Regions from separate parts of the Homo sapiens genome. Here region 2 is linked to region 1. The links are chromatin loops, found by intact Hi-C in ENCODE. Cell type or tissue: K562. All regions are shown on one strand. Each heading gives the region's core, and the rest is flanking DNA. Links, peaks and the distances in the headings are about the cores only.

What was found. Peaks named below come from ENCODE experiments on the same cell type or tissue, not always from the same donor. Only the 100,000 strongest peaks of a DNase experiment are listed, where the experiment ranks them.
Region 2: a loop joins it to region 1, with 3 times the contacts of the local background. A loop is called at or near these places in 9 of 110 quality-filtered maps.

The regions. Positions count from the first base shown.
Region 1 is chrX:130,531,800-130,548,509 of GRCh38, forward strand. No RefSeq gene overlaps it. Among named protein-coding and RNA genes, the nearest start is that of RBMX2, 140 kb to the left of the region's middle. In K562, for the core only: CTCF peaks have their summits at 8,088 (motif pointing right) and 12,079; a DNase peak (open chromatin) is centred at 8,082; H3K27me3 peaks cover 613 bases.
Region 2 is chrX:130,382,231-130,398,940 of GRCh38, forward strand. GPR119 (G protein-coupled receptor 119) reads right to left here and starts at 3,444. Exons shown (of 2, transcript NM_178471.3): 1 at 2,206-3,444; 2 at 1-321. The coding sequence starts at 3,217. The coding sequence ends at 2,210. In K562, for the core only: a CTCF peak has its summit at 11,440 (motif pointing right); a DNase peak (open chromatin) is centred at 11,421; H3K27me3 peaks cover 503 bases.

The sequences.
Region 1 (16,710 bases), core at 4,242-12,241:
GTCCAAATGGCTCAGTTATCTGCATGTATCGCTTTCCCAGTCATTCTTCCTTCATTTTGTCCTTTTCAGTTTCTTTTAGTCCAGGCTGGTTGTGTTTCTGAGGTATAAAATTCTAAAAAAATTTTGTTGGCTTCCCCTGCAATTCATGGAGGTCCAAGCCAACAGAAAAGAGGGTACTTTATAGATCTTTACTGTATAACTGCATCTCAATTCCTGGCTTCTGCTAGATGGTTGATTGGATCCATAAGTCACAATTATGGATATCTGTAAGTCATAATATCTTTATCAATGGTTGTTCTGCCATACTTTTAGTCTTCTCTCCAGAACACAGCTTGTTTCTTTCTTTCTTTATTTAGAGATGGTGTCTTGCTCTGTCACCCAGGCTGGAGTGTGGTGGCATTATCATGGCTTCCTGCAGCCTTGACCTCCCTGGACTTAGATAATCCTCCTACCTCAGCCTCCTGAGTAGCTGGGACTACAGGCACACACCACCATACCTGGCTAGTTTTTGTATTTTCTTGTAGAGATAGGGTTTTGCCATGTTACTCAGGCTGGTCTTAAACTCCTGCACTCAAGTGATCTGCCCACTTTGGCCTCCCAAAGTACTAGGATTACAGGTGTGAGCCACCATGCCCAGCCAGAACACAGGTTATTTACTTTTTTGCAATATGGTTAGGTTGAGAATATTACAAATCTTCAAGTTCTGGTTCCTTTATGCTTAACAATTTGCTCCTTAATTTATCTATTTCCTTTCTCATCTTACTCTAAGAATCAAGGCAGAAACAGGATGCATGTTACACACTTTCCTTGGAAATTTCCTTCTTTAAATAAACAAGCTCATCTCTTACAAGTTCTACTTCCTTCCCAACAGTAGAAGACAATTCAGCCGAATCCTTTGACATTTTATAATGAAGATCACCTTTCTTCCAATGCCCAATACCAGGAAGCTCACCAAAAGTACCTTTAACATTTACATTTCAAGCAATGTTCACTTTAAGGCAATCTAGGCTGCTTCTGTAATGAGCCTCAAAATGTTTCCAGCCTCTGCCCATTACCCAATTACAAAGCTAGTTTCATAATTGTAGGTATTTGTTACAGCAAGGATCCCATTTCCCAATACCAAAATCTCTATTAGTTTTCTAGGGCTGCCAAAATAAACTACCACAAACTGGGTGCTTAAAACAATAGAAATTTATTGTCTCACAGTTCTGGAGGGTAGAAATCTAAAATCAAGGTGTTGATAGTGTGGAGTCCTAACTAGGGAAAAAATAGTTGGGATGGTGGGACTGAGAGAAAAAAAAAGAAAAGTTATGTCTGCCTTTTTTTTCTTTTTGTTTCTTTTTTCTTTTTTTTTTTTTTGAGATGGAGTCTTGTTCTCTTGTCCAGGCTGGCATGATCTCGACTCACTGCAACCTCTGCCTTCCGGGTTCAAGCAATTCTCCTGTCTCAACCTCCCAAGTAGCTGTGACTACAGGTGCATGTCACCACGCCCAGCTGATTTTTGTATTTTAGTAGAGATGGGATTTCACCATATTGATCAGGCTGGTCTCGAACTCCTCACCTCAGGTTATCCACTTGCCTCGGCCTCCCAAAGTACTGGGATTACAGACATGAGCCACCGCACCCAGGCTATGTCCGCCTTTCTTCATAGTCCAGGACACACAGCCCGCTTGCACAAATAACTCACAATCTTCCTGTGTCCAGCTATTACCAGACCCCCAGGTAACAGAAAAATGCAAGTTAGTTTCCAGTACTGATAACCTTGGCATTATCAGTACTGCACAAAGCCCTCATCAGGACACAGCACAAGTATCATACTATAAAATCCCCAGCAAGCCTTTGTCTATGGCAGTCAGCTCCTCTCTTGCTAACTTGCCCATTGCAGTCTTGCATTGTGTTTTTGTACTTTAGTAAGTCATCTTTTCTTTACTTACAACTATCTTGGTTAATTCTTATCTGCATGCCACCGGCCCCAGATAGTCGCTGCTCACCTGCAACATTTTGGTGGCCTGTACAGGAACTCCTCTCTCTGTGCAGGAGCTTTCTCTCTCCTTACAGGGAACCCTCTCCCCTCTCAATTTTTCTTTCCCAACTCGGGACCCTTGGTGGACAGCATCTAAGCGTGGAGACAACTGTAGGTCTCTGGCTGGGGCTACACTCCAGCGGGACTGAAAGGTGTCTGTGTGGGAAGCATCTGAGCGCCATGCTCATTTGGGTGAGTGAGGGACCTGAGTTAGTTTTCTCTGTTCAGTGTCGCAGCAGCCAGCTTCTAGTATCCCTCTGGCAATTGATGGTAACTGGCTAGGGCCACTCTCCAGTGTTGCCTGAAGGCCAGAGAGTGAACAGGGCTGGCTGCCTTGCCTGGAAGGAAGACTGTCTCTCTTACCTTTTTTAGTCTAAAGTCCCTAATTCCTGTGTGTGACTTAGCTGACAGCAGAAGTTCATTCAGAGTGAATTCACACATGTTTTGGGTGACTCAGACCATGTTTCTTACTCTGAATTCTCTGGTGGAGTCAGCCAGCCATCCTGTTCTGAACGTTGCTCAACCAGGTGATCTCCGCCTCAGAGAGGCGAGTCTCCCTTACCTGCCCCTCTCCTGGGCCAGCACCAAATGGAGTTCTTCCTTTACCCTTTTTCCTCGTACCTGGGCTGCTCACCCAGCGTAAGTGAGTACCTGGACTGGCCATCCAGTGTAAGACCCCCGAGTGGCTGAGAGGTCTTTTGTAATAGCTGGGACGCCCCTTTAGAAAGTGCACCTGAGTCCCTCAGCAGACATGAGTGGGACCTTTTTTTTATCTTGGCGGGATGCCCCAAGAGAAAGCGTGGTTCAATTAGCCCCAAATGGCTCATTTTCCAGTCCCACTATGGGACAAACTCCGTCAATTCCTTCAGACTCACCTCTAGGCTGCATTCTAAAACATTGGGATAAATTTCACCCTCAAACTCTCAAAAAGAAACATCTAATTTTTTCGTGTGATACAGCATGGCCCCTATGCAAGAAATTCTCAAATTAGCCTCCTCAGTATTTTATAACCAAGAACAGCAGAAGGACAGGTCTAAGGAGAGAGAAAAATGCAGGGACAAAAAGGCTGCTTTACAAGCCCCAGCCCCCTCCAGGTTGTCCTAAGGACACTCCTCCAGATAACTGCCATCAGTGCAGAAGGCCAGGCCACTAAAAGGCAAAGTGCCCCAATGGGATAAATGGGAAAACCCCTGCATGGCTTGTCCCCTCTGCCACAAACTCGGCCAGTAGAAACAGGACTGCCCTGAGAACCAAAGCCTCCCCTGCCCCCCAGGACAGTATCCCAACCCCTGATGGCTTTAAGCTGAAGGGGCTCTCTGCTCCAGCTGAAAATAGCTCAACTTAACTGGTGACTTGCAGAGGTGGGAGGAATTTGTCCTACACTGTGTAAATCTGGGGTGCTAAGGCTCTCCTTGATGGGAAATAAACAAGGGTGGGAGGGGTGCTGGCCTCACACCATACAGTGGCTGGAAGGCTCACAAGTCCTTCTGTAAAGATTAACCTTTCTCTTTCCATTCCTTTCATTTTTTCTCTTTTTCTGTTCAATCCAAATGTCCAGCCTCAAAAGGAAAAGGCAGTTTCTAACATCCTAACCCTTGATTTTGTTATTCTCTTAAAAACCCCAGCTGATTACATATTATGGCCCATTTTTGTGCACATTTTAAATTGATGGGCAAATTACAAGAAAAATTCAGAGCTCAAATGGTTAACCTGTACTAAGAGTTAAGTCAAGTCTTCTAAAGCTATCTGTCTTCCTCTCTTTTTTTCTGCCTGCTTTAAATCTGCCATTACTAAGCTGCTGGTGCTAAGACTCATTATTTATGGTCTAACTGGAATGTAAACACTGGAAACTCATTTAAAGTTAAAAGAAAAAGGGTAAAACAAGTTTTATTAAACCAAACAACCTAGAATTTTTAACCTCCCTTAAAGTTGATAGAAATAAGTCCAGCACCTCTCTTACACCTTATTCTTAAAGCTGACTCTTTATTCTATTCTACTGCAAGCTCTCAGTAGTGATCCAACTGCCTCTCTTGAGCAGCTTCGCCCTCTTGATATTAATACTTTTATAAGGAAGGTAGCATATGATTGCTATTTGGAGGGGGATCTCCAAGACTACTGCCCAGATGAAATTTCTTTATATTTGTCCTGGTAATGTTATTTACCCACACACCATAACATCAATATCCTAAGGTAGTAGGTATTTTTTTTAACATTTTGTTTTCTTATACTCTTTACAGCCCTTCTTCTTTCCTGTCTCCCTGAGTTTCCCACATATTGTTATTTTCCTTAAATGTGGCTCTGTTTTTATTCTGTCATGGCTAACTATTGTCTCAATGGCTTCACCCAGGCACCCACTCTAGCCAGTAATATATCAAGTTGCCAACATAACACAGTACTGACTACTGAATATGCCCACGCAGGCAGGCACTTGAGAATGGTATTACACTCCTAGCAGTCCCACTATCTATAGATAACACACAAGCCCAATGATCTGGATTTGACCACACTATTTACATGCACATCAAAAACACAGGTTTAGGAGGGGGACCTAGGCCAACCAATCCCTCGTGACAATCATCCACTGCAACTGAACGGATTGGGAAGGCACCAGAGAATGGCCTGTAAGGCTCGCCTCTGCGTTAAAAACTCCAAGTAGTCTGGCCCTTTCCTAGGGGCTTTAACACAAGCCCAGTGAAATTCCACCCTCAACTATAGTCAAACACACCAGGAATGGGAGCCATACGATGCCTGTGATGAGTTCACTGTGTGCCCCCACAGATTTTCTCTATGGTGGGGAAAAGACAAAGTTAAGGCCAGCAACCTTTATAGTGATTCCTTTATGCCTATAAAGAGTTCAGCTAACAGGATGGAATATATAGGAATAGGGGTCAAAACTGGACAACTTCTTAACCTCACCAACATATCTACATCTTTTCCTCGATTTTCCCTTATCCCATTTATATTTACAAATCTTATCTCTCAGGCTCCACATCCACATAACACAACAGGTCAAACATTTCCCCCCTTATGCATGAATGACTACTTTTTGGGTCATTGTCCATCCACGTTTGATCCCTGGGGACCATGGGATCCCTGGATTTATGCAAATTATACTGGAATCCAAACTAACCACACCTGTGCCTGGTTACGAGCTCCCTCCTCAGGAGTTTAACAGAAACTGGGTTCTTCTTTTCATGTGGACCCAACCTGTTTCTAGCCTTGCTTATTCAGTGGAAAGGCACGTGCACTATAGTTGCAGCCATACCTGGATTGCATATAAATATATATGTAATTTATATAAATATATTTGTGTGTATGTGTATATATATATACATATATATATAACTCCTCAGACTTCATAACCTCTAGCCAAGTTCCAAATTTAGGATCCTTCCGAAATCAGGCCCTACAAAGGCCATTCGAAAAAAACAGAAACGTGACTTAATCAACCTCCCATCATCTGGCATCCTCACCACTGAGAATCCGTGGCAGGCAGGAATGGTCTAGGACATTCTGTAGCCTGTGCAATCTTTTGGTTTGCAGGTATACCCATGCTTAAGTGTAGCATTCATAATCTCACCATCCTAGTCCGACAATCTTGAGAAGCTACAGTAACAGCCATTGAGGGCCAACAACGGGCCCTAGATTCATTGGCAGGGGTTGTCTTGCAGGATCAAGGTGCTTTGGATGTGCTTACCACTGAGGCAGGAGGCACTTGCACACTGTTAAATGAAACTTGTTGCTTTACATCAATACCTCAGGTAAAGTAGAAGAAAGTTTGGAAAAGATAAAAGAAAACATCAGGACAACAGAGGGCCTTCAAAAAGGAGTTCCTCAAGATTCCTCTTTTGCACAACTGTTTTAGAGATCCTACGGTTGGGTTGGGCCACGGGTTACCCCACTTCCCCTGCCTATAATAATGCTCATATTAGTTTGTTTATTTACAGCATGTATCGTTAATGTTATATATCTCATTTTGTGTCTTCTAGAATATAAAAATTTCAAACCAAAATGTTACTGCATCAAGGATGTCAGCCACTAAGAGAACTCTACAACACTCCTTTGGACACAGCAGGACAAAATTTTAGGCTGCAAATGCTGTTCAGCCGTGGTCCCACAGCCACCCTGCCCAATTTAATTCCCAACTCAGGGACTCAGGTCCTCATAACCTCCTGACAGACTAACAATCCTAGGTAGGGCCAACTCTATGCCCCTGGTCAGCAATAAGCAGTTGGAAGATGAGACCTTCACCCACACACCAAAGATTTGTCATTGTTGCTCTGTCACAGGGGGAATGTGGAATCCTGTTTAGGGAAAAAAAGTCAGGATGGCAGCACCAAGAGGAAGCAAAAAGAAAAAGCAGATAAGCTATATGTCTGCCTTTCTTCATACTCCAAGAGACACGGCCCTCCTGAGCAAATAACTCACAATCTTCCTGTGTCCAGCTATCACCAGACCCTCAGCTAATAGAAAAGTGCAGATTGGCTCACTGCAACCTTGGGGTTTTCAGTACTGCACAAAGCCCTCTTCAGCACACAGCACAAGCACCATGCTATAAAATCCCCAGCAAGCCTTCATCTCCTGGTAGTCAGCTCCTCTCTTGCTAACTTGCCCATTCATTGCACTCTTGCTATGTGTCTTCATCCTTTAATAAATCTGCTTTTCTTTACCTACAACCGTCTAGGTAAATTCTTCTTACCTGCGTACCACTGGCCCCAAATAGTCACTGCTCACCATGGCAAGTAGGGCCATGCTTCTTCTGAAACCTATGAGGGAGTCCTTCCTTGCCCGTTTCTAGCTTCTGGGGGTTTGTCAGCAATCCTTGGTATTCTTTGGCTTTCAACTGCGTAACTTCAATCTCTGCCTTAGTCATTGTGTGGAATTATTTTTACATGGCCCTGTGTGTCTCTGTTTTCATGTGGCCATCTTCTTATAAGGACACCATTTGAAACTGTGATATCTTCTGAGGTACTTGGGGTTAGGATTTCAACATATGTTTTTAGAAGACCCAGAACAAAGCCTAAACAAAGTGAGGAGGGTCTCCTTGTACGTGGGCAGCCCAGGATGAGAAATCAGAGCTGCAGCGGGGTTGGGAGAGGGCATCCACACATGTGGGTGGCGTGGTGCAGGTGTGTTATATCCTGGGCAATGTGAGCAAGGCATCTATGTAGGGGAAAGCCTGGGTAGGGGGGTCTGAGCCCAAGCAGGATGAGGAGAGCATCTGTGAAAAGTGCTCTGGGTTTTTGAGCCTGAACAGGGTGAGCAAGGTTGTGGTCTACATGGGGATGGGAAGTGGGGAGCCCCTATGGCTTATCAGAGCCTTAGTGGGGGTGAGGAAGGCATCCACGCAGGAAGGACAACCTAGCTTGGGGTGCTGGAGTCCACCTAATGGGAGGAGGGTGACTATGTGTGCGGATAGCCTGGTATGGGTTATTAGAGCTATCATAGGACGTTGTTGAAACAACTGGTAGAACTTAAGTGAAATCTGAAAACTCTGATGGATGAATTGTGGTTATGTAGGAAAATGTCCTAGCGCCCGTTAAATACTAAAGTATTTGAGGACTATGGGACATCAAATTGGCAACTAGAAAAAAAACTCTTTGAATTGTACCTGTAACTTTTCTGTAAGTTTTAAAATACAAAATTATTAAAAACTCTGAAGCAAATATGGCAAAATGGTATAATTCCAGAGGCCTGGGTTGTATGTCCACAGGTGCTTATTATGCTATCACTTCCAGTTTTCTATCTGATTGCAACATTACAAAATAAAAATACTTCAAAATTAAAGGTTACGCATGTTTATTATTAAAAAAAAAAGGTAAATCACTCATGAGTTTATTGCCCAAAGACACTATTAACGCTGGATATATTTTCTTTATGTCGAAAAAAGATAATTCTCAAGGTAAACAGATTTTGATGGTATAAGATTTTGAAGGGGGGATAATTTTCTTAAAGCTAAAATTAGATAGATCATTTTCCTTTTTTCACTTTTAGAGGAAATGTTAAAAATGCTCACGTTAGTCTTCTCGCCGCAGGCGCCTGTTCACGTGTAAGGCATTGCTGAAATCACTAGAGGGCGCGCTCCTGTCAAAGCCCATACAAAGTTCTGAGAATGCTGTAACATGTTTTGAAACCTTAAAATAAATTCAGCTGGGTGCGGCGGCTCACGCCTGTACTCAATCCCAGCATTTTGGGAGGCTGAGGCAGGAGGATCGCTTGAGCCCAGGAGTTCGAGATCAGCCAAGGCAACATAGCGAGACCCTGTCTCTATAAAAAATAAAAGAAATGAGCCAGGCTTGGTGGTACATGCCTGTGGTCCCAGCTGAGAGGCTGCAGTGAACTGTTATCATGCCACTGCACTCCAGTCTAGGTGACAGAGCGAGACCTTGTCTCAAAAAAAACTTCAAAAAAGCTTTCATCCATCTTTTAAAATATCAGCATTTTATCCAGGTCTTTTTTTTTTTAAATCTATCTTACATCGGCTTACTTTTAAAATCAGAAGATGTGGACTCTATTGTCTACATCATGACTGTTAAAATATTGGATTTTTCATTTATACCTAATTTTAAATTTTTGCCCTATGTAGTAGCATGAATCCTCTTGATGTTCCGTAGGTTCTTCCTACAATTTTCTCACACTTCTGCGAGGCAGAATTGTCACAATTACCCTGCCAGTGGTCCTGTCCTAGATATATCACCCTTTCTTTGGAGTTGTGAGACCTGTTTTTATTTTTATAAATTAGAAATAATCTGCTTCTTTCTAAGTTTGATGGTTTTCTTTTCTTCTTCTTCTTCTTTTTTTGACAGAGTCTCCCTCAGTCACCCAGGCTAGAGTGTAGTGGCATGGTCTCGGCTCACTGCCTCCTCCTCCCGAGTTCAAGCGATTCTCCCGCCTCAGCCTCCTGAGTAGCTGGCATTACAGGCACCCACCACCACGCCCAGCTAATTTTTGTATTTTTAGTAGACACAGGGTTTCACCATGTTGGCCAGGCTGGTCTTGAACTCCTGACCTCAGTGATCCGCCCACCTCGACCTTCCAAATTGCTGGGATTGTAGGCATAAGCCACTGTGCCCAGCCAAGTTTGATGGTTTTCTAAAAAAAAAAAAAAAAAGGTAATGGATAGTTTCCTTGCTTGAAAGCAAAATCAGTCCTCATATTGGGGTGTAGCGGGGGGAGTGTCAGGAGCTGGGTTTGTGTGAGAAGGTGTTTGGTGGTGGTAGTACTTGTTGGGGAACTTTGGCCATGAAGCAAGCCCATTGCCAGACCCAAGATTGTGCCACTGCCCTGTTGTTATGATGACTACATCGTTGGGATACAGAGAGTGTCAGAGGTGAAAGACACCTGAAAGAAAAATGTCATGTTCTATCTGTGTTTGGTGAAATCCTAGGGTTCCACAAATGTTTCATCTGAATTTCCCTAAGAAGTTCTTGAGCCCAAACTTGTACTACAGGAAAATGTGTCCATTCAAATGCCAGGCTAGTTTATTTTTTTAGTAGGCCTCAAAATACTTTTGGTGTTTTGGTACTCAGTTTTAAACTTCTTTTAAATTTTATCGATTAATAATAATAATAGCTGATACCTATTGAGTGCTAACTATGTGGCAAGCACCTTGCATGCTCCATCTGATTTAATAGTGTGGTTCACAACGTTATTTTCCCATTTTATAGATGAGGGAACTGAGGCCCAGAAATCGTAAGTGATTTGATCACTTAATTTAGACCTATTGGACTCCAAGTCTTGTTTGCTTAGCCATTAAACACTTTGGCCTTCTCATATAGATAGTTCACAACACTGTGCTTCCCCCAACCCCTCAATTCGGACCTGTGGGCTTCTTTGTATGTGAAGTTGCATAATCAAGTAAGCTGGTCACCCTCAAAGCTAGGCAAGCCTCAGAGACTTTGCACTTGTCACAACAGAGAACACAGTGCAAAGACCTGATGGAAGCATGTCTGGAGGAGCAGAAAAGTAGGCCAATGTCACTGAAGTAGAGTGAGTGAGGGGGAGAGTAATAGAAGAATGGACTGGATTAGGAACAGAGGACCAGCTTTTATAGGGACTTACAGGTCTTTGTAAGGCTTTTACTCGGAATGAAATGTGGAGCCATTGCAGGGTTTTGAACAGATGAGAGACATGAGCTGACTTAGAGGTTTAACAGGATCATTCCAGCTGCTGTGTTGAAACTAGACAGTGGGTGGTCAAGGGTAGAAACAAGGAAACAAGTTGGGAGGTATATTATTTTCCCTTAGGAAACCCTAACAAAGTACCACAAACTAGGTGGCTTAAAATAACAGAAGCTGATTGTCTCAAAAATCTGGAAGCTAGAAATCTGAAACCAAGGTGTCATTGGGGCCATGGTTTCTCTGCGACTGCGTGGAATCCCTCTTTGCCTCTTCCTAGCTTCTGTCAGTGGCCATTGATCCTTGCCATTCCTTGGCTTTCGGCTGCAGCACTCCAATCTCTGCTTCTGTCATTGTATGGCTTTTTCCATGTGTGTCTCTGCCTTCACATGGCCATCTCCCTTCTGTGTCTCCCTCCTCTTCTTATAAGGACACCAGTCATATTGGATTAAGGGCCCACCCTACTCCAGTATGGCCTCATCTTAACTTATCTAATTACATCTGCAATGACACTATTTCCAAATAAGATTACATTCTAAGGTACTGGAGGTTAGCATCACGACATATATTTTTGGCGGGGACAGACTGTAACCCATAGCAGGAAGCTATTTCAGTAATCTGGGCAAGAGATAAGGGGAGCTTGAACCAGGATGGCAGCAATAGTGGTAGTGAGAAGTGATCTGGTAATGAATATATGTGGAAGGTAGACCCAAAAGCCTTTGCTGATGAAATGGGAGTTGGCCCAAGAGAAAGAGAAGCAAAGATGACTCCAAGGTGTTTCAGCTTGAGGAACTGAAAGGATGAAGTTAGCAACAAGTGTGATGGTAAATGCAGAAAGACAGCAGATTTAGGAGAAAATCATGGTTTGGTTTTGGACAAATTAAATTTGAGATGCCTGTTAGTCATTCAAGAGGCAATGTTCAGTAGGAAGTTAGTTATATGAGCCTGGAATTCAAGAAGGAGTTCAGAGCTAGAGACTCAAATTTGGGAGTGGTTTCTAAGGAGAATGAGAGCCCACTTGTGATTTTAGGCATAAAGCTTAACACGAAGCTTACTCCAGCCAGGATCAGTTACTGGGATGCAGATGTAGACAAGACGAAAAGTTGGACTTAACCTTTGTTCCAGTTTTTCTAGGTAGGTGTGATGATGGGAGAGGGAATTGGGGAGCTGAGGATGGATGCCAAGGAGTGATGATAATAACGGACCGTAGAATCTAAGTGAAATAAACATGTAAGTGAAGATATGAGGGGGTGATAGAGGGTAAAAAGATGATTAACAGTGGGAGGGTTGTTAGAGTGGAGATATTAGAGGGAATTAGGAAGAGAGAGAAAAGAGTGGGGTGATTAAAATTGAGATTTTTTTCAGCAGAACATTGACTAAAAAGAAATTTTTTAAAAATAAAATTGAGATGTTGAAGGTCCTGCAGTAGTTTATGACGAGATCTAGGAAATAAGCCTGGATGTGGGTGACCAAGGATGGAAAGAGAGAACAAGATCTTTGGAGTGGAGGAGGTCAAGCAGCTGAGAGACCAGAGTGCTATATGGATTATTCACAATGTAGACAATGAATGTAGGTCTGCACAGACACATGCATGTATGTATGCAGACTCCACATAGATATTGAAATCACCAAGAAAGATGACAGGGGCAGTTGTGAAAAGACAGTGAACCACAAGCTCAAATCATCAATGAATAAGGGAGAGTGAACAGGAAGAGGGGAGATGATAACAACAAGGAGGTGTAGCAGGTAACACACTCTGAAACTTAGTCTTACAGCAAAGTGATTGAAAGAAGCTGGGGCAGGCAGTTTGGGGAAGGTCTACACACAGGAAGTGGTAAGGGGGAGCAAAGAGGACACCTGTTCCACCTCTGGGTCCAGTGGTACATAAAGTATGAGAAAAAAAATAGTCACCACTTGAGAGCGCTGTACAGGAAGCAATGTCTTCAGAGGGGAGCCGAGTTTTTGATAAACCCAAAAGTTCAAGGAAAATTTTGGAGAAGCTGAGAATGTAGGGAATTTTGCAGAGAGAAAGGTCAAAGGGTTTGGGAGGGTTGGGAAGGGGTGGTCGATTGAGTGAGATGAGGAGGTGCAGGAATTCATTTCCATGTGAGTGATCATGGATGATCTAGATGGTTTGAACTTTTGTGATGACTGAAGTAAATAGGCATTTAGAGCACGATGAAACCTGATGATCTCTTGGCTGGGGAACAGATGGTTAGTTTTAAATGTAGCCTCTCCTTGGGACTGGTGTGTCCTGTAGTGCAGTGTGGTCTATAATGGGAATGATGGGGTGAGGTGGAGTTGTGGTCTCACTCTCACTAGGAGCAGGTGGAACACTGGGCTCCCTTTTTTTTTTTTTTTTTACTTTTTGTGGAGAATGGGGTCTCGCTATATTGCCCAGGCAGGTCTCAAACTCCTGGACTCAAGCTATCTTCCCACCTCTGCCTCTCTAAGAGCTGGGATTATAGGTGTGAGCCACCGCGCCTGGCCCTTTGATGTTCTTAAGAGAGGCGTCAAGTCCAGAGGAGGCTTGATCTTACCAGGAGAGATTGTAACTCTCAGGGTCTCTCTTTTAATCCTATTGGGTCACTGTAATACTTCTCTTATTTCTTTTATTTTCATAGTCTGCTCATTACTTTAACATAGTACAATGATGTTTGTTTTTGTAAAACTGATACATGATCACTATGAAATATTCAAGTAATGGAGAAAACTATAATGAAACTTAAAAAATCCTCCCCAAATACCCTCATTAACACTTGGTTAACATCATCTCAGACTTCTCTATGGATTTTTACACTTGTAACTATTTTACATGGTCTTGTGTTTCCTTTAAATAATATGAGTTATTGTTGTAAACAGTTTGAGTACTATAGATTTATTCTAATCCTCTCACTTTACAAATGAGGACATTGAGTTCTAGAGAAAGGAAAGTACCTGTCCAAAGACACTCATCCCGTCAGTTAGGCCCAGGTCTCTTTTTTGTTTTTTTTTTTCTTTTTCTTGAGTTGGAGTCTCGCTCTGTCGCCCAGGCTGGAGTGCAGTGGCATAATCTTTGGCTCACTGCAACCTCCACCTCCCGGGTTCAAGCAATTCTCCTGCCTCAGCCTTTTGAGTAGCTGGGATTACAGGCACCCGGCACCACACCCGGCTTATTTTTGTATTTTTGGTAGAGACGGGGTTTCACCATGTTGGCCAGGCTGGCCTTTTGGCCAGGCTGGTCTCAAACTCCTGATCTCGTGATCTGCCTGCTCAGGCTCCCAAAGTGCTGGGATTACAGGCGAGAGCCATGCTCCCAGCCAGGCCCAGGTCTCTTTACTTTCCAGTTCAGTGGGTCTCTTTAAGCCGTGCTCCTCTCTTCTTCTCTTACCTTCTACATAGCATGGTCCCTGATATTTCAACTCATAGATTTCTGCATTCAGAGATCTCACTTTGCCTTTGGTTTTGAACACTTATTCATCTAGTCATTCAACAAACCTTTATTGGACATCTGCTATATGCCAGGCAAAAATGTTAGGCACTAGAGGTGTGGTGATGAGCAAAACAGACATGATCTCTCACCTCATGAAGCTTACATTCTACAGAATGCACAGAAAGTTTGTGCTTTACTTCCTAACTTTATCCATTCAGGCCAAGGCGCATATAACTATGCACTTGTTTATAACCCCAAGTCATTCGATGGTGATGGGAAAAGAAAAGAAAAATCGTTAGACTTAAAGTCATATCACTAGCACATGGGAGTACCAAATGAATACTTGATAGTCATAGATACTAACAAAATCCATGAGGTCTAGAATACTTTTCTGTAACTATAGTTTCAAGCATTAATTTAAAAGTTTAATTTAAAAATGCCATAGTGTTACGTATAACAAAAATGCCCAAAACACAACATTTAAAATTTTAAAATATATATGATCTATAAGGATGCAAAAGTCCTTCTCTCTAATTGTACCTTCCAGAGGTAGCACTTCTAAACCCTCTGATGTGTGTCCTCATCAACTTTTCTCTATGCTTACATAGATTTTATTTTTTAATAATAACAGGATTGCGTAATTGTTGCCAAATTCAAACAATGCAGACAGACTTACACTGTATTAAAAGTGAAAATTTCTCATATACTCACCCCCAATCTCAGTCCTCATGGGTGACTATTAACATATTGATGCATATTTGATGTGAATATTTTCAAATCTTTTTCTATGTATTTACATAGAAACACATGCATGAACACACACACATACACACACACACACACACACACAAGCAAACAGGGCTGTTTACATTTTTTGTTTTAAGGCAGCAGTAGTCAGAAATTTAAAGTTCAGAAGTCGAGGGCACATTCCTGTGTTTTTCATTTTCGACAAGTAGAACAATGCAGCCATATGCCGGTCCCTCTCTGGAGTTAGTACCCAATGCTTGGAATGTGAGCAGATGCTGAAGGCTATTAATGAAGTCCTTGAAGGGAGGCCCATTCATGTATGTTGTAGACACAAGGCCAAAGTTGAATGTGGTGGCCAACTGAGCAGCTGGTAAGGGACTAGGAAAGCGAGGAATGCACCAATGCTGGTTGCGAGTTGATGGACCATGGGAACCACATCATCTGGAGGAGTGTCCTGCCATTGCTGTCATTTAGGAAATGGAAGCAACACTTGGAGTCCTGAAGGCTTTTAACCTCAGTTGTTACATTAGTGTGTTGCAAATGTGATAGAGAAAAAAAATCTGGGAAAAATGATCTGATATGGTCTAAATGAAACTAGTTTTTATCATGCCTAAAATTGGAAAACTCCAAGACTTTCTTTTTTTCTTTTTGATTTCTTGGATACAAAGAACAAGACACAGTAATGTGTGTTTGATTAATGCCAACTCCCTGAACTCCTTAATGTCAACTAGCTACTCTTCATTACCAAACACCACATGTGCTCTTCTTTCAGTTTAGGCATACCAGCGCAGCTGCAGAAGACACAGTGGTGATCTCTATCACACCAACAATCAGATATTTGTCATAATAGCCTCCTAATCATATCGCATATGAAGCCTCAATGAAGTCTTTATAACCAGACATGAAATAATTAACCTTTTCTAATTTAAAAGACCTAATAGGGAATGGTCTCTGTGACAGGTGTAAAATTCCATTCCTTCTAGAAAATTACTCACCTAGCAGATGCTCCTTCTGACTGAAAGAGAAATTTCATTGCAAAAAGAATGTTCACCTTTTATTATGAATATTGCACAATGCATTAAGACAATGGCTTTCCATGTAGCAGTGCATAACCTTGATCTTCTGACCACTAATGTTCATTGTATAATACAGATAACAAATATTCACCTGTCTCCATTCTTCATCAGTGAATTGCAAGGACACTTGGATTCTAATGCTGAGGGTCCCTGGAAGTCTGAGAATGCATCATAGTCTTAGGCTTTTTCAAAAGTGTAAATAGGTTAGTGTGCTAAAGACTTGCATTGAAAATAGAGATTGCTCAGAAAAAAAAGAATTGTATTTCCACTGCCAAAGAGAAGAATCAAGATCAAGAGGAAGAAACTATTTTTATACCACAGTGCAAAGATAAGAAACCTTCAACCTATTATTTGGATGTGGCCCTGGGCTTAACTTGGTACAACTTGAAGCAATTTTCTGAAGTATGTACCCTTCTCCCCCTACACTGAGCCAGATACATATACAGACAATTTTGTTGAGTCCAACATGAATGTGGTGCGAACTCAACAGAGATCTCTGGGTGTTAAAAGGCAGGCCCCATGCCCCGAGATGGCCTTTGAGAGGGAGAGATGCTTTGCACAGAGTCCTAATTTTCCCAGGGAGAAGTTGGGTGGGTGATATCAACGACAGCAGTGATAGAGACTGCATCACCCTTGGGCTGAGTGTGGTTAAGTTTGGGAAGAAGTCAGAGAAAGTGTGGGGTTGCTGACCTTGGGTGTGCCCAGCTTTCTGAGTGCTAACTGGGAGGTGGCATGAAGATGGCAAAGCTGGAAGTGGAGAAGGAGCAAAGGCTTCTGCCAACAGTGTCTGATGTATGGTGAGGCGGACCATGCTGGTTGTGCTTTGTATTTCTTTTCTCTTTCTTCTGTGTTTCTCTCCTCCTTCCTCTGGCTTGATTTTATTCTCTCTCCTTCTTTTTCCTGGGGTATGAGTGACAAGGATGGACTTTTGAGAGGCTCTGAACTTGAAATTTCAGCAAAGAGAAGGACCTGTGGTTTGTGTAAGCATCTCTCTGTTGTCCAGATACAGAACCCCCAAAACATCGAGAGTGGCTTCTCTTCCTCTTTTCTCTGCCTCCCATCCAATCCAAGATCTCTCAATATGCACTATTTGTGTTATCTTCTTTGAAAGGTCCCTCTTTCTCTGAGTCTTCTCTTTCCCTTAGTTCCTTTCTCCATTATTTAGACAAAAATGAGAGTAAACTATTCTTTATTCACTTTCGTTTGTTGAACAGAGTTTTGCCTTTTATTTTAAAAGCAGTTGAGCAGGATTTTTATATTTCTTGCCCATAAAACCTAAACCTTGTTAACATTTTTCAAGTTAGTTTTAGTCCACTTAGGGATAGTTGCTCTCAA
Region 2 (16,710 bases), core at 7,127-15,126, 150 kb before region 1:
CTTGGCAAGATCAGTCCTTTGTAGCAAGGCCAGGATTTAAGCTTTGAACCACCAGTAAGGAGGGCATTGGTTTGAGCCTGCTTTCAATTTTGTCCAAAATCCAGTTATTCGTATTTTACCTAGTTCCCAGTAACTCACAATACAATCCAAGAATGTGCCTTATTGCTGGCCTGGTACTTGCTGGATGCTCAGCATTTCAAGGCATATTGGGTTCCATCGTCCACTTGAGAGTCAAAAAGTTCTTCAGTTGTAGGAACACGATGCTTGCTATGGTGAAAGCAAGCATGTTTCTCCTCTGGGCCAGACTGGTAAGCAAAGCGACTGCAAAAAATTTACCAAAAGTGGGTTGATGTGTATGTAGTAGAATAGATCAATGAGAAACAGCCATTTGGGCTGAAGAAGATATAGGGTGAAGGTAGGGAGAAGGAAATTTTCTCAAGAGTAGGGAAACTGAAAAGGATGATCATTATCCTCTGAATGACTGAGGAAAGTAAGCTGGGAGTTAATCTAAGACTAAGGGGAATTAAGAAAATCCGAGTGCAAAGCATAGTGGTGTGGTGACATCCTTTGAAAGGAGGGTGGCTGGATTCCATCCAGGTCTAAACATTATAATTTGTGATTAGAATGAAAAATTTCAAGGGCCTCTTGGAATTAGCCATTACACGTTGGATTCAAATGCATCCTCAGGTCATTAATTTAGGGATATTGAGGGATTAACCAACCTAAGGTTGGTACCTAATTTGGTACCTAATTCAGTACCAAATCCTAGGCAAGTTAATCCATACTGTTTTGGTTTCTTCTTGCCCTCTTTTGTTGTCAACTTGGCAGCTTTCTGGGGCAATATTACAGTTTAAGGTCTTGAGAGCCAAACTCTCTAGCAATCCACTGTGGAGACCAGGAGGTTTTGGAGAGGGTTACAGGGAAACTCAGAAAGGCAGAGAGTGGTTCCTGAGTGTCTTCGCTATTCTGTTCTTGGTTTTTTGCTGCCAGGTTGCCCAGAGGGAAACTGAGCATAGTTCCCATCTGCCAACCTTGTCATTTTCTGTACCCCACGGAAAGGAGGATGAGGCACCTGCTCCTCAGCTGGTCTCCTGTGCAACAGTTTCTTAGGAAAATGCAAAATTGGGAGTAAGTGGAAGGAGCCCTGAGGAGCAAAGTGGCTCCAGTCTGGAGAGCTTGGCTGTGCCTGCCTTGGTACCCACATGTTTTCTCTCTCTTCCCTCCCAGTGCCTCAGAATTTGTGATCCAGCATTGTCATCAGCAAGTAGCCACAAGTGACATATGAGGCCATCTTAAGGGAAGGGGCAGCAGAGAGTTAAAAGGTGGTGGATTGGGACCGGTAACAGCAGAAATAATCACAAGATAGTGTTTCTTTGGGAAATAACCTATTTTAAACATCATGAGGTGTGCGAAAAGACAAGCTTTAGAGGAATTGAGGTTTCTACCTTTTAGGCACATTCACCATATAAGATCTCTGATTAATATCAGTAAGGGCAGGAGGAGGAGGGACTCCTCACCTTGCCAAAGCAATTACTGTAGTAAGTCACTATAGTAAACACTTAAAAATAACAGAACCTCATTTCTCTAGTGTTGTTCAGTATGGGAGCCACTAGCCACATGTGGCTACTGAGCATTTGAAATATGGCTAGTTTAAATTGAGATGTTTTGTAAGGGCAAAATACACACCAGATCTCAAGGACTTAGTATGAAAAAAAAACCAGTATAATTTTTATATTGATGACATGTTGAAAACAATATATTGGTTACGTTGGGATAAATAAAATATTAGTTTTGCCTGTTTCTTTTTACCTTTATAAAACGGTTACTGGAACATGTAAAATTATGCGTGTGGCTCACATTATATTTCTGTTGGACAGTGCTGCTCTGGTATACTCAAAAATAGAATTTGATCTATAAGCATCTTTTTAGCAGTACATTTCTTGCTTTAAGTAAGTGTACCTGTACACCAGAGACAGGCTCATTTCAAAAGAAGGACAGGGAGGAGTGGCGATTTGAAAATGGGGAAACTGATTATAGAAGAAAGTCAGGACTCTGCCTCAGTTACCTGTCAGTCTGGGGGTGGGGGATGCTGGGACAGGGGTCAATTGCCTGAAGCAAGTGCTCTCATCCCCCTAGCTCCTGCTGATCTAGTTGGGGCTCCAGAGTGGGGAGGAGAAAGGCACTTTGAAACTTCTCTGCCCTTACCGTCTTAGCCATCAAACTCTGAGCTGGAGATAGTGACGATGTGACAGGAACTTTCCCTGGGCCTCTCTGGGCCACAATTCCTGGCCGAGAGAAAGAGGAGGAATGAGGTGAGCACCTTCTTCACTCCTAGGGCCATGTGGTAGAGCTGCAGTCGCACCTCCTTCTGCCAATAGGCATAGATGAGTGGGTTGAGCAGGGAGTTGCCCACGCCGAGCAGCCACAGGTACCGTTCCAGCACTAGGTAGAGGTGACACTCCTGGCAGGCCACCTGCACAATGCCAGTGATAAGGAAGGGGGTCCAGGATAGAGCAAAGCTCCCAATGAGAACAGACACAGTACGGAGAGCTTTGAAGTCGCTGGGAGTCCGTGGGGATCGATAACCTCCAGCCATGGCTCCTGCATGTTCCATCTTTCGAATCTGCTGGCTGTGCATGGAGGCAATCTTGAGCATGTCGCAGTAGAAGAAGACAAAGAGGAGCATGGCTGGGAAGAAGCCAACGCAGGAGAGGGTCAGCACGAAGTGAGGGTGAAATACAGCAAAGAAGCTGCACTGCCCTTTGTAGGCAGTCTGCTGGAACATGGGGATTCCGAGTGGGAGGAAGCCAATGAGGTAAGACACTAACCACAGCCCGGCAATGCAGGCCCCGGCCACGAACCCACTCATGATCTTCAAGTAGCGGAAGGGCTGCTTGATGGCAAGGTACCTGTCAAAGGTGATCAGCATGACCGTGAGGACAGAGGCAGCTGCGGAGGAAGTGACAAATGCCATCCGCAGGCTGCACAGGGTCTTCTGTGTGGGCCGAGAAGGGCTGGAGAGCTGGTCTGTGAGTAGGCCAGAGATGGCCACACCAATCAAGGTGTCAGCCACAGCCAGATTCAAGGTGAAGCAGAGACTGACACCATCATTCTTGTGGATCAACAGCAGCACAGCCACAGCCACTAGTGTGTTAGTAGCAATGATGAGGGAGGCCAGGACAGCAAGGATCACTCCAAATGAGAAAGATGATTCCATGTCTCGAAGTGGCAGGACTTCACTTACCAGGGCATGCTATCTCTCCAGCTGAAATTCTCATGGGCCAGGGGCAGAGGAGCTGTGGGTTCAGAGCTACAGCACGATTCTGGCCTTCGCTGGCAGTCCAGGCTGGCAGGTCGCCATCTTTGGGATCCTACAGGTCATGAAGAATTACTCACCCTCTCTTTTCAGTCCTCAGCCTCCTGCCTCTCCAGCTCTCTAAAGGCAGCAACTTCAGTATAGACCTCCCCCTGGGCCCTGAGCTAGTCCCTCCCCCTCCAACCAGCAAGTTACTAGACAACTCCCAAGTACCTGTACATGCTGTCTCGCCAGGCCCTCTCCCTTCACTGGTGCTTCAGGGACTCTGGAGGGACAGGGACATTCATCAGGTCTCCTGTCTGTCAAAAGATATAATTGACTCCAATCATACTTTTTTCTTCCTCCATACCTTGACATTAAATTTCTACTTTTCTTCCAAAACCTCGAGTACCAGCTTAAATAATTAATCTCAGCTTAATTAAGCTTTTTCTTACTAATTCTCAATTACTATTATGAATTGCTTTTAATCAAGCAAGATGCTCATAATCAGTTGAAGTGGGAAGTGAGGGAAGGTGAGCTTTTTGAGGGGCCCCAGCATATTTTCAGGAGTGCTACCACACATTTAAGCTGTTTCTTACCTTTTGCTTCCTAGCGCCTCAAATTCTAATTCTCTCAAGTAGGGCGTGCTGTTCCCCCGTTTCTCATCCCTAGGATCTCAGTTGAGGATTCAGGACAGGAAAAACAGGGCCAAAAACTGTTAACAGCTGTCATTCAGTTTAGAACCCATTCTCCACCTCACGCTGCTGTCTCTCAAGTATACTAATTGATAATTATTTCTGCAGCATGTTGGGCCAGGTCTGGTCAGTGAGTAGTGGCTGCTGGGCTTGCCTTTCTTAATCCTATAGACCTGAGGTATCTCTGCGGGAGGAGAAGAGGAGATGAGCTGCATTCTGGGAAGTGTCTGCTTGATGTTTGGCTATGGAATTTTCCATTTTCCAGGAATAGGAACGTGGGGGCGGTTGAGGGGGGGAGGTTAGACCAAAGGGCAACTGTGTTGCTGAAGCAGGTGAGATGCACTCTGGAGGGGCAGCTGCATAAGTCACTCCTGTTTTAGGATGTGTATCCATTTGCTTGGGTACATTAGAACTACCCTTTCGCCTGCCACTCTCATCTTGGATACCAAGAAGAGAGGGGTGGGGAGAAGAGTGGTTAGAAGCTTATTTACTCAGTTCAGGTGAGAGCACAAATGGGAAAGGTTAGTGTTTGAAGTGAGGGAATAGAGAGCAAGGTGCAGAGTTGGACGCAAATATATTCCAGGATGTTTTGACAGTCTGAGAGGGCCTTTGGCAGATGTCTCTCCTAAAAAAGGATCAGAAAGACTGTGTTGTGGGGATTCAGTATTCTAGTTGCCATCCTGAAAACAGTTCTTATTCTTTGGTATGTCCATTAGGAGATTGATTCCAGTTGCTTAGAACCTAGCCTAATTTTATACCTGGACCTAAGGTGTGCTTGGGTTTCCCCAGCTCTTGACTCCACGGAGTCAAGTTAGCCCTTTTCAAACCCATGTTCAAACTTGAGAGTGTATCAGAATCACCTGGAGGGTGTCTTAAAACCCAGGTTCTTGGGTCCTACTCCCAGAGTTTCAGGTCATTGGTGAGTCTGAGAATCTGCATTTCTTTCTTTCTTTTCTTTTTTATTTTTATTTTTATTTTTTTTTTTTTTTGAGAAGGAGTTTCGCTCTTGTCGCCCAGGCTGGAGTGCAATGGTGTGATCTCAGCTCACTGCAACCTCCACCTCCCAGGTTCAAGCAATTCTCCTGCCTCAGCCTCCTGAGTAGCTGGGATTACAGGTGTGCAGCCACCACGCCCAGCTAATTTTGTATTTTTAGTAGGGACGGAGTTTCACCGTGTTGGCCAAGCCGGTCTCGAACTCCTGGCCTCAGGTGACCCACCTGTCTGGGCCTCCCAAAGTGTTGGGATTACAGGCGTGAGCCACCGTGCCTGGCCAGAATCTGCATTTCGAACAAGTTCCCAGATACTGCTGTTACTTGCTCAGGGACCACACTTTGAGAAGCACTGCTCTAGTGCAATGGTTCTTACCCTTAGCAGTGCATTGGAATCACCTGGTGATTCCAAAAAATACTGCTGTTTGGGCCACACACCAAGAGATTCTAACATAATTATTCTGGGTGGTAACTGTGCAATGGGAGTTTTAAAAGTTCCTTGGGTGATTCTAATATTCAGCCAGGGTTGAGAACCACTGTCCTTGGTTTCCTCATGTGTAACATGGGGACAGTCATAGTTATATCACAAGGTTGTGAGGATGATAAAACGAGGTATGATATGGGCAAAGACTTCATGATTAAAACACCAAAAGCAATGGCAACAAAAGCCAAAATTGACAAATGGGATCTAATTAAAGCGCTTCTGCACAGTAAAAGAAACTATCATCAGAGTGAACAGGCAACCTACAAAATGGGAGAAAATTATTACAATCTATTCATCTGACAAAGGGCTAATATCCAGAATCTACAAGGAACTTCAACAAATTTACAAGAAAAAAACAACCCCATCAAAAAGTGGGTGAAGGACATGAACAGACACTTCTCAAAAGAAGACATTTATGCAGCCAACAAACATATGAAAAAATGCTCATCATCACTGGTCATTAGAGAAATGCAAATCAAAACCACAATGAGATACCATCTCATGCCAGTTAGAATGGCAATCATTAAAAAGTCAGGAAACAACAGATGCTGGAGAGGATGTGGAGAAATAGGAATGCTTTTACACTGTTGGTGGGAGTGTAAATTAATTCTGCCATTGTGGAAGACAGTGTGGTGATTCCTCAAGGATCTAGAACCAGAAATACCATTTGAGCCAGCAATCCCATTACTGGGTATATACCCAAGGGATTATAAATCATTCTACTATAAAAACACATGCACACATATGTTTATTGCAGCACTATTCACAATAGCAAAGACTTGGAACCAACCCAAATGCCCATCAATGATAGACTGGATAAAGAAAATGTGGCACATATACATCATGGAATACTATGCAGCCATAAAAAAGAATGAGTTCATGCCCTTTGCAGGGACTTGGATGAAGTTGGAAACTATCATTCTCAGCAAACTAACATAGGAACAGAAAACCAAACACCACATGTTCTCACTCATAAGTGGGAGCTGAAAAATGATAAGAACATATGGGCACAGGGAGGGGAACATCACACACCAGGGGCCTGTTGGGCGGGTGGGGGGCAAGGGAAGGGATAGCATTAGGAGAAATGCCTAATGTAGATGACAGATTGATGGGTGCAGCAAATCACCATGGCACATGTATACCTATGTAACAAACGTGCACGTTCTGCACATGTATTCCAGAACTTAAAGTATAATAAAAATAAATAAAAATAAATTTTTAAAAATGAGGTATGATAGTTATGAAAAGGCTTCATAAAGTGTAAAATGTTACATGGGTATCCAGTGTCTTCTAGTCTCTGCTAATCAAATTAACACACTGTTAATCAAAGTGTGTATCAGAAGCATTGTTATGACCTGAGAGCTTGTTAGAAATGCAGAAGCTCGGCCAGGCACACTGGCTTACGCCTGTAATCCCAGCACTTTGGGAGGCTGAGGCGGGCAGATCACTTGAGGTCAGGAGTTCAAGACCAGCCTGGCCAACATGGCGAAACCCAGTCTCTACTAAAAATATGAAAATGAGCTGGGCGTGGTGATGGGTGTCTGTAATCCCAGCTACTCGGGAGGCTGACGCAGGAGAATTGCTTGAACCTGGGAGGTGGAGGTTGCGGTGAGCCAAGATTGCGCCACTGCACTCCAGCCTGGGTGATAGAGTGATACTATGTCTCAAAAAAAAAAAAAAAAAAAAGAAAGAAAGAAAGAAGAAATGCAGAATCTCAGGCCTTACTCAAGACCTAGTGATGCAGTCTGCAGTTTAACAAGATCTCCAGGTGATCTGCATGCACATTTATCTTTGCCTCTCTCCTACTCTCAGGTGTCTAGCTGTATTAGTTTTCTTTTGCTGCTGTAATGAACTACCACAAACTGACTTAACACGAATGTAGTATCTTACAATTATCAAGGTCAGAAGTCCAAAGTGGGTCTTACAGGGCTGAAGTCAAGGTGTTAGCTGAGCTGTGTTCCTTCGGGAGGCTCTAGGGAAGAGTCCATTTCCTCAACTTTTTCAGCTCTCAGAGGCTGCTTGCACTCCTAGGCTCCTGGACACATCACTCCATGGTCACGTCTTCTTCTCTGACCTTCCTGTTTCCCTTTTTTTTTTTTTGGGACAAAGTCTCACTCTGTCGCCCAGACTGGAGTGCAGTGGCGCCATCTTGGCTCATCACAACCTCCGCCTCCCGGGTTCAAGCGATTCTCCTGCCTCAGCCTCCTGAGTAGCTGGGATTAGAGGCATGTGCCACCACGCCCAGCTAATTTTTTTGTATTTTTAGTAGAGACGGGGTTTCACCATGTTGGTCAGGCTGGTCTCGAACTCCTGACCTCGTGATCCGCCCGCCGTGGCCTCCCAAAGCGCTGGGATTACAGACATGAGCCACCACACCCGGCCCCCTGTTTCCCTTTTTAAAGGACCCTTGTGATGACATTGGGTCCACCTGGACAATCCAGGATAACTCCTCCATTTCAGGATCCTTAACTTAATCACATCTGCAAGTATCTTTTGCCATGTGAAGTCACATATTCACAGGTTCCTAAGATTAAGACACGAACATCTGTGTTGAGGGACATTTTTCTACCTACCACGCTGGTATTCTCTGCTGCATGGATCTCTTCCCCCCCAAACCCCCCTTCAACAGTCTGCCATTGGAACCAGGCTACTGGGAGAGGAACTCTAGGAAGGTAGCCAGGATAAGCCAGGCCTAATTTCTCATGGTGCCTCGATCAGCCATGTGCCTGTGATGATTTAGCTGCATCTTGCCTAAGGACAAAGGTGTAGCGACATTTAATAAATACCTCTTCCTGAATGACTAGACTGGTACATATATTACTATAAAATATTATGCAGCAGTGTGAAAAGAATGATATAGGTTTATATGTACTGATATAAAGAGACTTCCAAGATATGTTGTTGATTGACAAATCAGAAACCAGTTTCTAGAGTCTTGGCTCACTTATGAAAAAAACCCCTGAACCCAAATATATGTGGATGTAAATGCACAGAATGCATAGAAAAGAGACTATTAACAAAGAGTGAATAACTTTGAGGAGGGAATGGGACTGGTGGGGGCTGAAGAGTCACGATTTGCTTTGAATACTTTTTACTTGTCATATATATATATAATATATAATATTTTATTATTATTATTATTATTTTGAGACAGGGTCTCATTCTGTCGCCCAGACTGCAGTGCAGTGGCACGATCTTGGCTCACTGCAACCTCCGCCTCCCGGGTTCAAGAGATTTTCCTGCCTCAGCCTCCTGAGTAGCTGGGATTACAGGCACCTGCCACCACGCCCAGCTAATTTTTCTATTTTTAGTAGAGACGGGGTTTCACCATGTTGGCCAGGCTGGTCTCAAATTCCTGACCTCAGATGATCCGCCTGCCTTGGCCTCCCAAAGTGCTGGGATTACAGGCGTAAGCCACCGCGCCGGATAACTTGTCATATATTTTCACAGCGAGAATGTATCTATGTAATTTCAAAAGAAACAAACATGCCCCTTAACTACCTCTCCCTGTTCCAACCCAGGCACCATTTTGCAAAGGGATTTTCCAAACAACACAAAAGTGCATGTGTGTGTGAGTGCACACCCATGCAAATATATATAGTCACATATCTCTTAATGATAGAGATACGTTCTAAGAAATGCATCATTAGGCAATTTCGTCATTGTGTGAACATCACAGTGTACTTACACAAACCTAGATGGTATAGCCTACTGTACATCTGGGGTATATGGTATGGCCTATTGCTCCTAGGCTACAAACCTATAGCTTGTTACTGTACTGGATACTGTAATTATTACACAATGGTAACAATTGTGTATCTAAATATTTGTGTATCTAAATATATCTAAACACAGAAAGTATTTGTGTATCTAAATATATCTAAACACAGAAAAGGTACAGTAAGAATACAGTATTATAATCTTATGGGACCACCATCATATACGTGGTCCATTGTTGACTGAAACATCATTATGTGCCACAGAACTGTATATATTTATATATACACATACATATATACACTATTTTATGTATGTAATATATGTTATATACAAAATACACAGATACATATGTACACTATATAGTATACACATTATATATATTAAAATAACACATACATACATACATGAAAGAGAAAGAGAGAGAGAGAGAGAGACAGAGACAGAGACAGAGAGGATGTGTGTTTCCTTTTATTTATATTGCTGTTACTAGCCTGAGCTACAACTGTAAAGAGAGGGGTATATGTGGATTGAAAGAAATGTAGGACATGACAGGGTGGGAGAATCAGTATTTGAGGCTCTTCTTGGAGTGGGAGGCGCTTTGAGGAAATAGCCCTATCCTTCTGGGGCATCTGAGTCTTCTTGCAGCAATGGATGACACCAGCTAACATTTATGGGGCCTTTAAGTGCCAGGTACTGTGCTAAATATACAACATGGAGTTTCATTTAACCTTCACGACAATTCTGTAAGGTAGGTACTATTCATGCCTTGATTTTACAGGTTAGGAAATCAAGGCACACAGAGAGGGTGACTTATTTCCAAAGGGCTACACCACTTATAAGTGGAAGATGTTGGAAATCGACATACAGGCCAGCAGCTTGTGTGAGACCTGTGGACAGCCACCAAGAGTTCATCCCATCTCATGTCAACCACAGAGATTACATCTTGTCCCCTTTTGTTACCAGTTTGTGTCTCTGTGCCTTTGCACATCCTATCACACTGGCCTTCAAGCTGACACTTTTATACTCTGGGTTTTTTTAAGGTCGTTAGGCTGAGAAGTAGTAGAAGCCTTTCTTTTTAAATAAAGTCCAATGATCATGGAAAATGAGGCTCATTTTACCCTGAGCCCAAGGAAATGTATAAATCTGGACTCATGTGTACCTCTCCATTTATCTTATCACTCCTGCTTTCCATTCCTGCTATTGCCTCTTTCATTCAGTACTTTATTATCTTTCATCTGCACTATTACTGTAGCCTTCTAACTACTCATCCTGTCACCCCACACAAACATTGCCTACACAGCAGGTTTATGGAGTGCCTATTCTATGTTAGTTACTATGATAGGAAAGAGCTTTTCATACATTCAATAACATGTTGTGAGCTATGGGTTATTATCTCATCTCCATTTCATAAGTAAAGAAGCTGAGGCTTGGAGAGATAAAGGGACCTGCCCAAGGTTACCCAACTAGAAAGGGGTGGCAGAGCTGGGATTTGGAATCCAGTTCTCCTTACGCCTGGTCCAATGGTCTTTTTGGTATTCCATGTTGCAGAAGCCTGGGTGTGGTAGGCTGAATAATGCCCCCTGCATAGATGTCCATATCCTAATCCCTGGAGCCTATGAATATATGACCTTACTTGGCAAAAGCTAGTTTGCAGATGTGATTAAGTTGAGGATCTTGAGATGGAGAGATTATCCTGGATTTTTCCTGTGAACCCAGTGATATCATCCCTGTGAGCCCAGTGTTATAAGGGCCCTTAAAACAGGGAGTCAGGAGATCAGAGTGGGCAGTTTTGGAGATGTGATGACAGATGCCAGTGGTTGGAGTGATGCAAGGAAGGGATCACATGCCAAGGATTCAAGAGGCCTCTGGAAGTCAGAAAAGGCAAGGCAAGGAATCCTGTCCTAGAGCCTCCAGAAGGAATCAGCCCTGCCAACACTCTGACTTTAGCCCAGTGAAACTGATTTCAGACTTCTGACCTCGAGAACTGGAAGATAATAGATTTGTGTTGTTTTAAGCCACAAAGTTTGGGGTAATTTGTTACAGCGGCAATAGGAAATTAATACATTGGTTTCAAGGGTTAGTATGTGGAGACAATTCAAAAACTAGGTCCTGGTTATATCGCTGCTTGGCGGTGGTTACTGCCCAAGAGGCATTTGGTTGCAATACTACAAGTGTTCCTACATAGCCAGGAAACAGCAGCATTGTTGGCCTGAGATGCCAAAATGCCAGTGGCCAGGAAGCCCAGCAGAGGGCACACTCTGCAGGGAGAAAGTAATCCTTGGAAAGGCTCTGCTCCTGTTTAGCTGGATAAATAGGACACTTTTTGCACTTCTGGGTTGCTCTGAATTTGTTGCATCTTAGCTGGGATTCATGCAAGCCAGAGTAGCTCTTCAGGGACCTAGCATGGTCCCTGAAGACATTTTCATTTGTCACTCAGGACTCAGAACCTTCTTGCTCCATTAAAAAAAGGATTTATATAGTTACAACTAGTAGGCTGAAATCCTTCCGTCCCCTGCAGAATAGAGTTGAGTAAAAACACACATACCTTTTTGGCCGATGTCCATGGCTTGTGGAATGGGGTGGGGTGAGGGGAGAAAATATATATTCAATTAATGTTTCTAGCTTTTTTCATTGCAAATCTTTCTTGAAGTGTATTCTTCAAGAAAGACACCAGTCAGGGGGTCATGCTAGGCTGAGTTTTATATAGCAGCCCTCCAACTCTCAGAAAGCGATTTCCACCTTTTTCCTAAGGAAGAACTGGTTTCGTTCACTAGGGGGTAAGATTTGTGGGTTGCAGAAGGGGTCAGGGGGTTTGTAACAATGGCTGGGAGTATTTGGAATGTGAAAAGAATATAATATTATTATAAATATTAGTAATATTCACCTCTTATCACAATCCTTGCAAGATCTCTAAGAGGTGATATTATCACCATTTCATAACTTGGGAAGGCTACCACAAAAAAGTTAATTGAAGCTAATTAAATTGCCCAAGTTTCTATACCTAGCAAGTGGTAGAACTGGGATTTGAACTCAGGTCTGCCAAGCTCTATGTGTCCCACCTGTTCTCTCCAGAATGTAAGTTGCTGACCAGAGATGGAATGCAAGCTGTGTGGCATCATCCTATAGCCTTGAAAACCTGCATCCACCCTCAAGAAGGATGCCACCTCCTGCCATTCCAGGGTAGAATGCTGCCAGCCTTCATGCAACATCATTGTGATTTGAGCCAAGACAGACCCATCCTGTGCTTCTTCTCTAGAAGCTTAGCATTGTCTGTCAGCTTGTCCCCGAGCACTCATGTGCTCTGGTCTTTACATTGTCATGTCTCAGTGATCTGGCTTCTTTGAGCTGTGGCCCACTCATTCCTTTCCCTAATTTGTAGACCATCTCCTATACCCTGGATCAGTGTTTCATCTAGCACTCCCGGTAACTGGCTTCTTCACCTCAGGCAACAGAGCACCCCAGGAAAACTCTGGCTCAGAACAGTGAAAATGAATAAGAGGAGGGTAAAAGCTGCCCGTGCAAGGAATCTTTTGGAGAACAGGGAGTGGGCACTAGTCATTGGCTTGGGAGGACTGACCTACCTAGGTGAAATTGTGATGACCATTTGGGAACTCTTGCTCTAGGTAGGTACCTGTTATCCCTGAAAAATACTTTTACATTCAGCTCCAGTTAGATCTGCCCAGTGCTACTTCTCCTCCCACCGGGTCTGATTGTCCCATTTGGTTCAGTCCAGCCAGCATGCCCTTTAGGCCCGCATGCCAATGGGAACTTCACATTATGAATTTAGAGTAAATGTGATTTGTGATTACAGGTGGGTTCTACCAGAACTAGAGTCATATGCTCCTCCAGCACTTTTTTTCTCTACTTTCTCCCTTTCTTCCCTGGAACTAGATTCTGCTTTTTAATCAGCTCATCAAGAATCTTGGCAGCTTCTGAAAGTTGTGCTGCTTGAGGTATGGAAAATCGCTGCATTGGCTTAGGCAGTGGAGGAAAGGTGAACAATAACAGGCAGGTGGTAAAAGACATCTGTTGTGCGTCTTTTAGAAGTCATACTCACCCCTGGAGGCAACTTGGCCTCCTCCTCCTCAAGAGTTTGGGATTCTTTTTCCAATCCCTCAAGAGTCTACGTAAGCATCAGATTGCTGGGAGCAAGCAGCTGTGCTGAGCCACGGGGGAGCTCAGGGCAGCGCAACTGTGCTTTCAATTTATCTATCTCTGACTCACATAACTCACGAGAATTCTACTACAACACCTGCTTGCTAAGCTTTGCAAACTGCTCTCAGTTATCTGACGGTAATTCATAGGTAATCATTAGATGCTCTAAATCAACTGTCCTTAGCTATTGTTTTTGAACTATGGAACTATTTTAGAATCTTATGGGAGCTATGGATTTTCTAAAAAATGCACATGTTCACATGTAAACACATCGTACACACAAATTCAGGGTCCTCACAGACTCCCTAAAGATCATGCATGTATCTTAAGTCAATATCCCTGAAGAGTTGATAAGATCTTCTGTTAATACAATGCATCATTTCTTATTTTCTTATTCCTAGGCAACCTACAATTAAGGAACAGACTTTATAAACACATACACTTAATCTGCTTTCTTAACACAAGGAAAGTATGGCCCACATCCATTCTTTTAGACTTGTGTTTTGCTTCCATCCGACACTTAAGTCTTCAGCATGGGAGAAGGTAAGTACACGATGGCATGCTGTTTAGATTTATGGGTCCTCTCAAATCAGTTTTCCTGATGGTGATGTTGTTTTGGATCAATTGAAATAAGTGGGTGAAAACATTGAAAAATTAAAGGTGCTTCTACCAAGAGAACTTTTCTGCAGTGTTTGATAATAATGATCACCTTTCACTCCCTTTTACTTTAATATAATTTTGTGTTTTTTTTAGAGACAGGGTCTTGCTCTGTCACCCAGGGTGGTGTGCAGTGGCACAATCACAGCTCTCTGCAGCTTCATCCTCCTGGGCCCAAGTGATCCTCCCACCTCAACCTCCCAAGTAGCTAGGACTATAGGCTCACACCACCATGCCTGGATTTTTTTTTTATTTTTTGTAGAAATGGGGGCCTCATTATGTTGCCCAGGTTGGTCCCGAATGCCTAACCTCAAGCAATCCTCCCACCTTGGCCTCTAAAAGTGTTGGGATTACAGATGTGAACAACTGGGCCCCTCCCCTTTTCTTTTAGAATACACGTTCTCCCGCTTTTTCATCTTCCTCTGTCATCCTCCTTCTCAGTCTCCTTTATTGACTCCTCCAGTATTTTTAACTGATTTACCAATTGAATTCATTAGTTTTCTTCCAAACCAGTCTTCTTGCCTGTTTTACCTTAGCAAAGTGTGTCACACCCAATTAGTGTCTCAAGCTGGAAACCTAAGCATCATCCTTAGATGTTTCCTCACTACCCACATCTACTTGAATCAGCATGTTGTGGCTATGAAATCTGTTGACTTTGTTTGCTCCTGCTCATCACAGCCAACTGGTATCCTAACTGATCTCCCAGCATCAAGACTTGCATGCCTTCAATCCATCCCCCACACTGGTTCCAAAGTGATCAAAGAGAAAATTGACCACGTCACTCCCAGGCTCAAAGAAACATGCTCGGATTATGTTTTTGTCCCCACATATGTTTTCCTTATAGGGTGAGCATGTTCACCTTTATATTCTCAGCACCTAAAGCAGTGTCTGCCTATAGCAAGTCCTCAACAAAAGTGGTCAGCTGGTTGACTGGTTGAATGACTGAATGATTAAGCTATATGATCACTTCTCATTGCCTACTAGCTAGAATCAGAACTTCTTGGCTTCATCTACAAGGCCCTTAACAAAATGGCCAGAACTCTTCCATCCTTATCTTCAGCCATTACCACTCTGCCCCATCCCATCCCCTGGTCACATCATATGCTTTTCACACTTTGATGCTTTTGCCTCTGGTGGTTCCACTGCTTGAAATGCTGTTTCTGTGTGGTACCCATCCTGCGTCTTCCATCTACATGTGACTGCCTTCAAGGCCAAGCTCAACAGTCACCTGACTCTATGTGACTTTCCCTGACAATCTACTTTCCACCCCCAGCTTCCTCTGACCCCCAGCACCAGAATTAATTATCCCTCAGCTGGTTCTAAAGGCATTTCACTCATACATTCAATATGACATTCATCACCTTGAATACAAAGTACTTATTTATATCTGTAACTATCTTGTAACACCGTGAGCTGCTCAAGGGCAGGTACTGGGTCATGTGGTCTTATTCACTGTAGTATCCCCAGCATCTAGGCCAGTGTCTGGGCACTGACAAACAAAGGATGTGCCTTTATGTTGGTGTCATGTGTGTTCTTATTTATTTTTATTTAAAATACATTTTTTTTTTAGTTTGGAACAATACCAGCATGGAACACCATCTTCTTTGCTGTCACCTGGAGACAAATCACCATCATCCGTCGTCTGATTTATTGTAGAGCTTCCAAACTGGTCTTCCTGCTTCTACTGTAGGCACCCCCTGCCCCCTCCCTGGTCTGTTATCAACACAGCAGCTAAGGTGAACCTACTAAAATGTACATCAGATCAAAGTTCTTTGGTGACTCCCTACCTCACACTGAGTAAATTCCAAAGCCAGTACCCAGCATGGCCATGTTTGATCTGTTCTCTTTACCTCAACTTATCCTGTGTATAGGGGTTAAGAGTGCAGACTTTGGAGCTATATGACCTGGATTCAAATCCTGGTTCTACCATTTACCAGCTGTGTGACCTAGGGCAAGCAACCTAACCTCTCTGTGCCTCTCTTTTCTCATTTACCAAGTGAGGATAATAATATCTGCCTCATAGGGTTGTTGCAAGAAGTAAATGAATTTATACATGTAAAGTACCTAGAACAGTGTCAGGTACATGGTAGGTACTAAGTAAGATTTTCTCAAATAAACAAAAATCTATCATTCTCCCCCTTGCCTACTCCTCTCCAGCCACACTGGCCTCCTTTCTGTTTCTGAAATACACTCAAAAGAGTGTCTCAGAACAATACTGTTTTACCAGACACTCACATGGCTTCCTCGCTGTCTTCCTGTGGTGGCACACGCCTGTAGTCCCAGCTACTTGGGAGGCTGAGGCAGGAGAATTGCTTGAACCTGGGAGGCGGAGGTTGCAGTGAGCCAAGATTGCACTACTGCACTACAGTCTGCGTGACAGAGTGAGACTCTGTCTCAAAAAAAAAAAATAAATAAATAAAAATAAAAATAAAAATAAAAAAAGGAAAATTCTAACCATATAGAAATGAACAAAGGGAAAATAAAATAAAGTCTTCTCTACCCCTACCCTCATCTGTTTTCCTAAAGGTAATCATAGTTGTGTGATTTTTCAATTTCATTAACCAGTAAGTATATTGGTTGCATTCTATGTATATAGGAAAATGTTCGAGGCTTGAGGTTCTGAGGGGCTTATAAATGCAGATCCTTTACCTTCCAGGATTTCATGGTCTTTCTGGGAGAAGAACATAAAGGAGTTCTGTAGTGTTACAGAGTTCA